Regions from separate parts of the Homo sapiens genome. Here region 1 is linked to region 2. The links are chromatin contacts, found by Hi-C or POLR2A ChIA-PET in ENCODE. All regions are on one chromosome and are shown on one strand. Each heading gives the region's core, a stretch centred on a gene start or an enhancer-like site at or near the end of the contact. The rest is flanking DNA. Distances are from core to core; before and after follow the strand shown.

Region 1 (4,049 bases), core at 1,432-3,931, 96 kb before region 2:
GTCTTGCCATCTGCCGCTCACCCCCACCCTGTGCTCTGGGGACCGCTGCATCCTCAGGCTGTGGACTAGGAAGCTGAGGGTCACCCAGACAAGAGGAGGTGCTGGAGGTCACACAGTGAATATGCCTCGCTGGCCTTCCTGTCTGGCGTGTCTTCCTCTGCCCCCATCCAGGTAGGCTGGAGTTGGGTTTTGATGGAGGAGATTTTGGTTAGGAAGATGAGAGTGGTGGTAGCAGTTCAGGGCCAGGGGGAGGGACAGGAAGCACCAGATCAGTTTTGTGGGCAGCAAGTAGGTCAATGTGGTTAAGACACAATTGTCCCTGGGGTAGCAGGACAAGCAAGGGGATGAGCAGGGAGACAGGGTGCCAAAAGGCTCTGGGGAGCCTGAGGCCTCAGCCTGAAGCCACAGGAGTGTCGCCTGCACATCTGGCCAAACCCTAAGCTCTGAGCTGGGGACACACAGGGGAATTGAGCACTTCTCTGACCCCAGGAGCTCATTGCCTTGTCAAACAGTCAGAAGTGGAAAAGGGAAAGTGCAGGTGGTTGAGGAGCCAGGGAGCCGCTGGCCCAGCCTGGGCAGCAGGGAGGGCTTTTGTGGGGATGCAGGTCCTAGCCTGGATCTGAAAAGCTGAACAGGAGCCAGGTAGGTGGAAAGGGGTGTGGAGGACCCAGAAGGAGCGGCGACAGCAGAGGCCAAGGCTCTGCAGCTGGAGCCAGCGTCTGCATCTGCGGTGGCAGGAAAGATGAGAAGGGACTCAGCCCAGAGGAGAGAGGGAACCCGCCCTGAGCAAGAGGAGAGATGCCTTTTCCTCAGGGTGGGCAGAAGGAAGGAGAAGGCAGAGGGTGGTTTTGTGGATGCTGGGAGTGGGGTGCTGAGGACTGGATAGGGGATTAGGGTGACAGGTGGTACCTCTGTTCTCATTCCCACCATTCCCCGCCACCCCTCTACCCCACTGCTCCAGCCATGTGGGTCCCCTGGCTGCCCCTCCAGCATAGCTGCACTCTCCTGTCTCCAGGCCTTTGTGTGTGGGGTTCCCCTGGCCTAGAAAGCCTTCTCCCATTGTCTGCAGGGCTCACTCCTAGTCATCACTCACCTGTGCTCGTGTCTCCTCCTCTTATGGGTCTTCCTCGGCCACCCTCTTCTCCCTGACCTCCTGTTTATTCTGCTTTGCTTTTTTCCTGAGAACATACTACTTCCTGACATAGTATATATTCATGGTCTTATTTGCTTATTTTCTGTCTCATCCAATGAACATGTAACTCTCAGAGAATTTGTTGGTTTTGCCCTGGATGTATGCCTGGCACTTAGTACCAGGCATGCAGTTGGTGCTCAATAAAAGGGTGTTGGGTAAAGAAGTGACCCAATGAAGCAGGTGAGAGGTGGTGAGGTAGAGTCACTGGTGACTATCTTTTCTCCCTAAGACACACTTGGGAATTATTTACCCTCTGCACACTGACTGGGCAGGCGGACAGCCTTCCCCTGTGCCTTGAGCTCCTAGCCCTGTCTGCTCACCTCTGTGGAGACCCTAGGTTCCCACCCTTGGCCCCTGGTGTTGGCAGAAGGGGTCAGGCTGGGAGGGACAAAGGGACTGTAGTTTTGCTGGGAATGGGCATGGTGAGAGGGCTGGAGTTGAGAGGTTCACTCCAGATTTCAGGAAGCTTCCACATGCTTGATCCCACCACCATTCCCAATGCAGGGAACTCCTGGATTGCCGTCTCCACCAAGCTGGCCCCGGGAAAGGCCTACGGCCATTTTTGCAAATCAACCACATATCTTAAGCCCCATAAGCAACTGTGAAATAATATGAGATGAAACAGTGGCCACTTTCAGGGAGTAGAATCAATAGGGGTGGGGGCAACTCGGACCTTCTCTTTTACTTTATTATATGTCCTTTTATGCCATTTCAGTTTGTTTCAAAAATGAAATATTTAGGTCTAAAAGAAATGAAGACTTTACCTTTCAGGTGATTTTTCCGACATGTGAAATGACACACAGGCAAGGGAGTTCACCAGCATGGTTTGCTTCAGCGAGAGATCAGAGCGCCCTAAGTGAATGCCAGTGGGTGTTGCGAAATAGCCAGCGGGGCCTCCATGTAAGGGAATCCTGTGGACAGTAAAACAGAGTCAGGCGGCTGCAAGGTTCCGGCACGGTGCAGGGCATACAAAGCCCTCACTGGGGTGCGGGCAGCATCACACGCTCCCATTTGTGTAAACGATGTTTAGAGTGTCTCTGGACCAGACACACGACAACCAGCAGCAGCGGCTGCCTCTGGGCAAAGGAACCGGTGTCCCGGGCTCACAGGTGGGAGGGGAATGACTTTCTTTTTATGCTCTTTGGTACCCTTAAGATTTTGTATGGAACCTCCTCAAAAACAACTAGATAGAAGTTTAACAACAATTTGTTTTTAAAACATATCAAAGTTTTAGAAATAATTCTTTTTGAAAGGCATGGGGGAAGGGAGATAAAAGATGACAGATTTTTGTTCCAAGCACTGACGCACTCTTTGACCAGTGGGTAAGTCACTGGCTGTCTCTGAGCATCAGTTTCTGCCAAGTGTAAAATAAGCCAAGTCTCCCCGCTCAACGTGAGCAGTGTCACACAACTCCAGGGGGTGCCATTCACATTGCAGTCCATGTGACTGATCCCCTTGCAACTGTGCAGTGCGCAATGTAGGCAACTGGAGGAGGTGGCCCGGATATGAGGCGGAAATGGGAGAGTGGACAGGAGAGAGCTTGGCTGTCATGAGGGGTAGGGTGTGCACATGTGAGTGTGTGGAATGTGGCAGTGTGTTCCTCTGAGTGGGTGTGTACTTTCTGCTGATGTGAGTCCTACAGACACAGGCTGAGGAAAAGAGATCACCTCCTCTCTCCCAGGCTCAGGCTCCTGGGTCTTAAGAGCCAGGATTGAGAAGGGCACCCGCAGGGTGCTGAGGTTTCCCACTCCATCTTCCAAGGGCCCGCCACCCAGCAAGCTGTTTCTTCAGGCCCTTTCCATGTTGGCTCAGAACCTCCGTCCCCACGGTTGGGGTAGGAGAGAATTCCTCACGTCAAGATGCTTTCTGCTTTTCCAAGTGCAGAGTCAGAGCTAACTTGACTCAAATTCCAGCCTTGACTCTTTCTTTGTCACTTGATTAGAAACAGCTCTGACACTTTCTATTCCTGGGACCTTGGGCAAGGACCTTCAACTCTCTGAGCCTTAAGTTTTCTCATCTGTGAAACGGAGGCAGAGATGGTGGCCACCGCACAGTGTTGCTGTGAGTGTTAAATGTCCAGTGAGGTTTGACAGGTGGAGTGACTCACGCCTGTAATCCCAGCGCTTTGGGCGGCCAAGGTGGAAGGATCGCTTGAGGCCAGGAGATCGAGCCTGGGCAACACAGAGAGACCCTGTCCCTACCAGAAAAAAAAAAAAATTAGCAGGGCACAGTGGTGTGCACCTGTGGTCCCAGCTACTGAGGAGGCTGAGGTGAGAGGATCGCTTGAGCTCAGTTCAAGGCTGCAGTGAGCTATGATCGTGCCACACAGCATTGCAGCCTGGGTGACAGAGTGAGATCTTGTCTCAGAAAAAAAAAAAATTTTAATGTCCAGTGAGGTCAAGCACATAGTAGGCACTCAGTCAATGCCAATTCCCAATATTAGCTCCTATGGACTCTTGGGTACTCCTTATATACTCTGGGTGGGCTATGTTGATACAGACAGAAAACACCTGAAAGGAAACATACCCCACACTCTCAGCAGTGGTTGTCTGGGGAATAGGAGGGTGCTATTAAGCGCATGCATGATTTTAAAATCAGTAAAGTTGTTTTCATTCTGAAAACGAAGAAACAAAGTGAAAAAAGAGAATAGGTGAAGCCCAGAGGAATTTTAGGGTAGTGAAACTACCTAGTATGATCTAGTCATGGCAGACACGTTATGATACATTTGCTCAAACCTATAGAATGTGCAACACCAAGAGTGAGCCTCACATAGACTATGGAGTCGGGGTGATGATGATGTGTCAAGGTAGTTCACTCATTAACAAGTGCACCTGCTGGTGCCCCATGTTGGTGGTGA
Region 2 (3,881 bases), core at 360-2,859:
TCAGGAAAGGCTGATATTCATCATGTATATGAAGACAAGCCTGCCAAGCACTGAATTCTCCAATTTGTTCATTTTTCCTTGTTCCTCAGGAAAGTCAGCGTGGGTATTTCATTACCATATGGAAAACTATGTTGTGCCATTAAGAATAATAAAGAATTTGGCAGGGCGCGGTGGCTCACGCCTGTAATCCCAGCACTTTGGGAGGCTGAGGTGGGCGGATCACCTGAGGTCAGGAGTTCGAGACCAGCCTGGCCAACATGGAGAAACCCCATCTCTACTAAAAATACAAAAATTGCCAGGCGCGGTGGCTCACGCCTGTAATCCCAGCACTTTGGGAGGCTGAGGTGGGCGGATCACCTGAGGTCAGGAGTTCGAGACCAGCCTGGCCAACATGGAGAAACCCCATCTCTACTAAAAATACAAAAATTGCCAGGCGCGGTGGCTCACGCCTGTAATCCCAGCACTTTGGGAGGCTGAGGCGGGCGGATCACGAGGTCAGGAGTTTGAGACCAGCCTGGCCAGCATGGTGAAACCCCATCTCTACTAAAAATACAAAAAAAAAAAAAATTAGCTGGGCCTGGTGGCACTCACCTGTAGTCCCAGCTACTTGGGAGGCTGAGGCAGGAGAATTGTTTGAACCTGGCAGGCGGAGGTTGCAGTGAGCCAAGATTAGGCCACTGCACTCCAGCCTGGGCGAGAGAGTGAGACTCTGTCTCAAAAAAACAAACAAAAAAAAACCCCAAAAAAACCCCCAAAAAACAAAAATTAGCCGGGTGTGATGGCAGGTGCCTGTAATCTCAGCTACTTGGGAGGCTGAGACAGGAGAACGGCTTGAACCCAGGAGGCGGAGGTTGCAGCAGTGAGCCGAGATTGCGCCATTGCACTCCAGCCTGGGGATATGAGGGAGACTTCATCTCAAAATAATAATAATAATAATAATAATAATAATAATAATAATAAAGAATTTAAGCCAAGCCTTAAAAAAAGAAAGAATGTATAAAACTATGAGCTTGGGAAATGGAAAAAGTTGGGGACAACTATTCACTTTAACAAAATAATTCTTTCTGTGAGGCTTTGCGCCTGGTTTCATCTATGAAATAGTGTTCTTCTAGAGCACAAAAAGCACTCGACACAGTGTTGCAGAAACATGACAAGCCTAGAAGAGGCCGGCTAGAGGCCTTCTGCAATGCCAGGTCCAATGGTGTGATAATAGCTTGGAGATTTTGCTTATCTGCTTTATCTCCCAAAGGGCATTGCACAATATCAGTGTGCTTGGATTGGACAGGATTCCAGTGACACGGTTCATGTTCTATTTTGATTCTGGCAGTTGGTAACCTTTCTTCTAGGAAAGAGGAAATAAAACACCCCATTGGTGATATTCCGTTGTTCTGAGCATACGAGGGTGGTAAGGCTGCCGGGGGCAACTGACCAGAGGCAGGTGTGGTCCCTGGGTCATTTTTAGCCACACTCCCAGGCCCTGATATCTGGCAGGGAGGTCTGTAACCAGCTCTGTCAACCTGCCATGAGGATGACCTGCCCTTTCCCTTGGTTATTCAAGTCCCAGGTTTTTCCTGAGCGGAAGCTGACAGTGATGTCATTTTCTCGTGATATTGGCGGGGTGACCTTGTTCATGGAGCTGGTTTCATCCATTTCTCTTCTACCTTGAAGCTGAACTGAGAAAAACATTGCTGAGAACCACAGAGAGGGAGGGCAGAGGACGCTGCAAAGGGGAGGCTCCCCTGTTCCCTCATCTGATTCCCAAACCCTTATCATGACCAGCTGTTAGCCATCCCAGTTTCTAGCAGAACTCAGCCTGGAAAAGTCATACAGGAAAAACAATGCAAGGAGAGATCGATGAAAAAATTTTTAAAAAATGTTGTAGTAGACTCAGCAAGGCAGAAACTATGGATTCATGAAGAACAGCTTGGATCCTTGTTATAAAGACAGATAAATATTTACAGGTGGTCTTTTCAGAAAGGCATTCAGGAGGAGACAAGAAGCATCTTATTTAGAGCTGCTGGCCCAATTAAGGGAATCAAAGATGTCCTGAGCTCCGACTCCATGGCAGGACCTGAGCTCCATCCTTGATGGACATCTTTTCATCCTCAGCCCTTCTTCCTGAGGTGGGCACTGTCACTATCCCCATTTACAGAGGAGGAAACTAAGGGTCAGAGAGTTGGAGTCTGTTATTCAGCTGGGAAGCAGCAGTGCTAGGGTTCACATGCATGGCTTTTTCACTCCAAATCTGTAGGCTTTTCCTAGCACACACCAATGTCGGCTTTCAGATACTGCTACCAAGAACTCCAAACCTAGGCTCTTTTAATCAATAGCAGAGTGATTGAGTCCTTTTCCTGAAACTCACATTGTTCAAGCTCAAAGGACACTGTATAGATGAGGACTCCAAGGCTAAGAGCAGGAAAAGGGATCTGCTCAACAGGATGGCAGAATCTGGCCTCAGGCCGCAAAGAAAGCTCTGTCCACCCATTATTCAGCCACGTGCACAGAGCCAGCGCAGCAAAACCCATCTCACCTAGAGTGCGGCTTTGTTGGTGATCTCGGTTCAGCAGGATATGGGCACCACGGGAATGGTATTTTCCCTTACAACTTTCTCCCTGGGGCCTACATATTATGTAGCTATTGTAGGGTTGGAGTTCCACAAACTGGATTTCAGAGCTCGCTGGCCAGTATTAGCTCATGTTGATTGCAAAGCAAGGACTGAAGTGGAAAAGCAAAAGAGCACAGCACCACCTGGTGTTGGCAACTAAGACATGCAGGTTCAGGAGTAAAAACAACTCCCTGCATTTCCCTTCGTGTGAGGAATGGAAGCCCAGAATGGGCGAGGAGCTCGCCAAAAGTCACAGAGCACACGGTGATCGAGCTGAGTCTGACGGGTGTGATTTCCAACTCTGTGCTCCTCCCACGAGGCCTGGCCAAGGGAAGGAAAGCACAGTCTTCCCCTTCCTGAATACCAGCTTGAGCAGGGTCCCCATAGCACCCGCGAACTCAGAAGACCCTTTCCTTCGAAAAGGGAAAGGACGGTGAAATGCTGGCCTGTGATCGGAAGGAGGAGACCGTGTAGCTGCAGGAGCAGCACATTGCACGGGTCCAGAGGCTACAGCATGAGCGGCACCACTGGAGCTGGGGCACACAGTGGCCCTTATTTAGGCTTTAGAACTAGATTAGCCTGGACTCGCGGTGGCCTCAGGCAAGTCTATTTCACTGTCTTGGGCTCTTCATCCCCTTCTGTGAAACGAAGGTGCTGAATGACGCCTGGACTTCCGAGGTCTCAGACTTTTGGCTCACTCTTCCCATGCCGACTGGCCTCCCTGCCGACCCTCCACCAGGAAAAGCCTCATCTCAGAGCCTCTGCGCGGCCTCCAGTTTCTGGAAGAATGCTGTTTTGCCAAATCCCCTTGGGGCCTGTTCCCTCCTGCTATTCAGATGTCCGCTCAAATGTTCTCTGCTGAGACAGACCTCGTCTGAGCACTGTTCCCCCTCACCCCCCACAACACCATGTCACCTCCCATCTCCTCACCCATTTCAGGTCCTTCCCAGCTCTTAGCATCGTGCACATAGTTGGTCTTGCTCAGGCCTCTGTGGACAGATCCTGGCACATAGCGGACATCTGAAAATAACTTTCAATGGAACAAATCAAGTTATTTCAAATTCACCATTCTCCTGAAAACTATCTGGGGAGGAAAAGAGCAGGGACAGTTGGAATAAGCTGAAGGAGTGGCCTCCCAGTGCCCCTTCCACCTCTGTGCCTCTGACCCTGGTGTCAGTGATTTGGCAGTAACATCCCAGCACCACCCTAGCCTGCTTCTAGGGCCACTTCCCAGCCCTTACAACTGACCTTAGGACAGAAGCTGTTTGTCTAGCCG

What was found. A loop is a pair of places that touch in the nucleus more often than their neighbours do. ChIA-PET counts read pairs that join two places held with the same protein, here RNA polymerase II (POLR2A). Pooled maps may share reads with other maps.
Region 1: a pooled map shows a loop between it and region 2 (7-fold over the local background). The contact joins two enhancer-like sites. A Hi-C loop is called at or near these places in 2 of 168 maps with a recorded cell type or tissue (Caco-2 and Calu3) and 3 of 50 pooled maps. POLR2A ChIA-PET finds 5 or more read pairs at or near these places in 3 of 52 experiments (AG04449, PC-9 and T-cell).

The regions. Positions count from the first base shown.
Region 1 is chr3:14,299,826-14,303,874 of GRCh38, reverse strand. No RefSeq gene overlaps it. Among named protein-coding and RNA genes, the nearest start is that of LINC01267, 51 kb to the left of the region's middle. Within about 2 kb of position 2,681, at least 3 of the 41 ENCODE cell types and tissues checked have a DNase peak (open chromatin) inside an H3K27ac peak, as active enhancers do.
Region 2 is chr3:14,202,504-14,206,384 of GRCh38, reverse strand. No RefSeq gene overlaps it. Among named protein-coding and RNA genes, the nearest start is that of LSM3, 26 kb to the right of the region's middle. Within about 2 kb of position 1,609, at least 14 of the 41 ENCODE cell types and tissues checked have a DNase peak (open chromatin) inside an H3K27ac peak, as active enhancers do.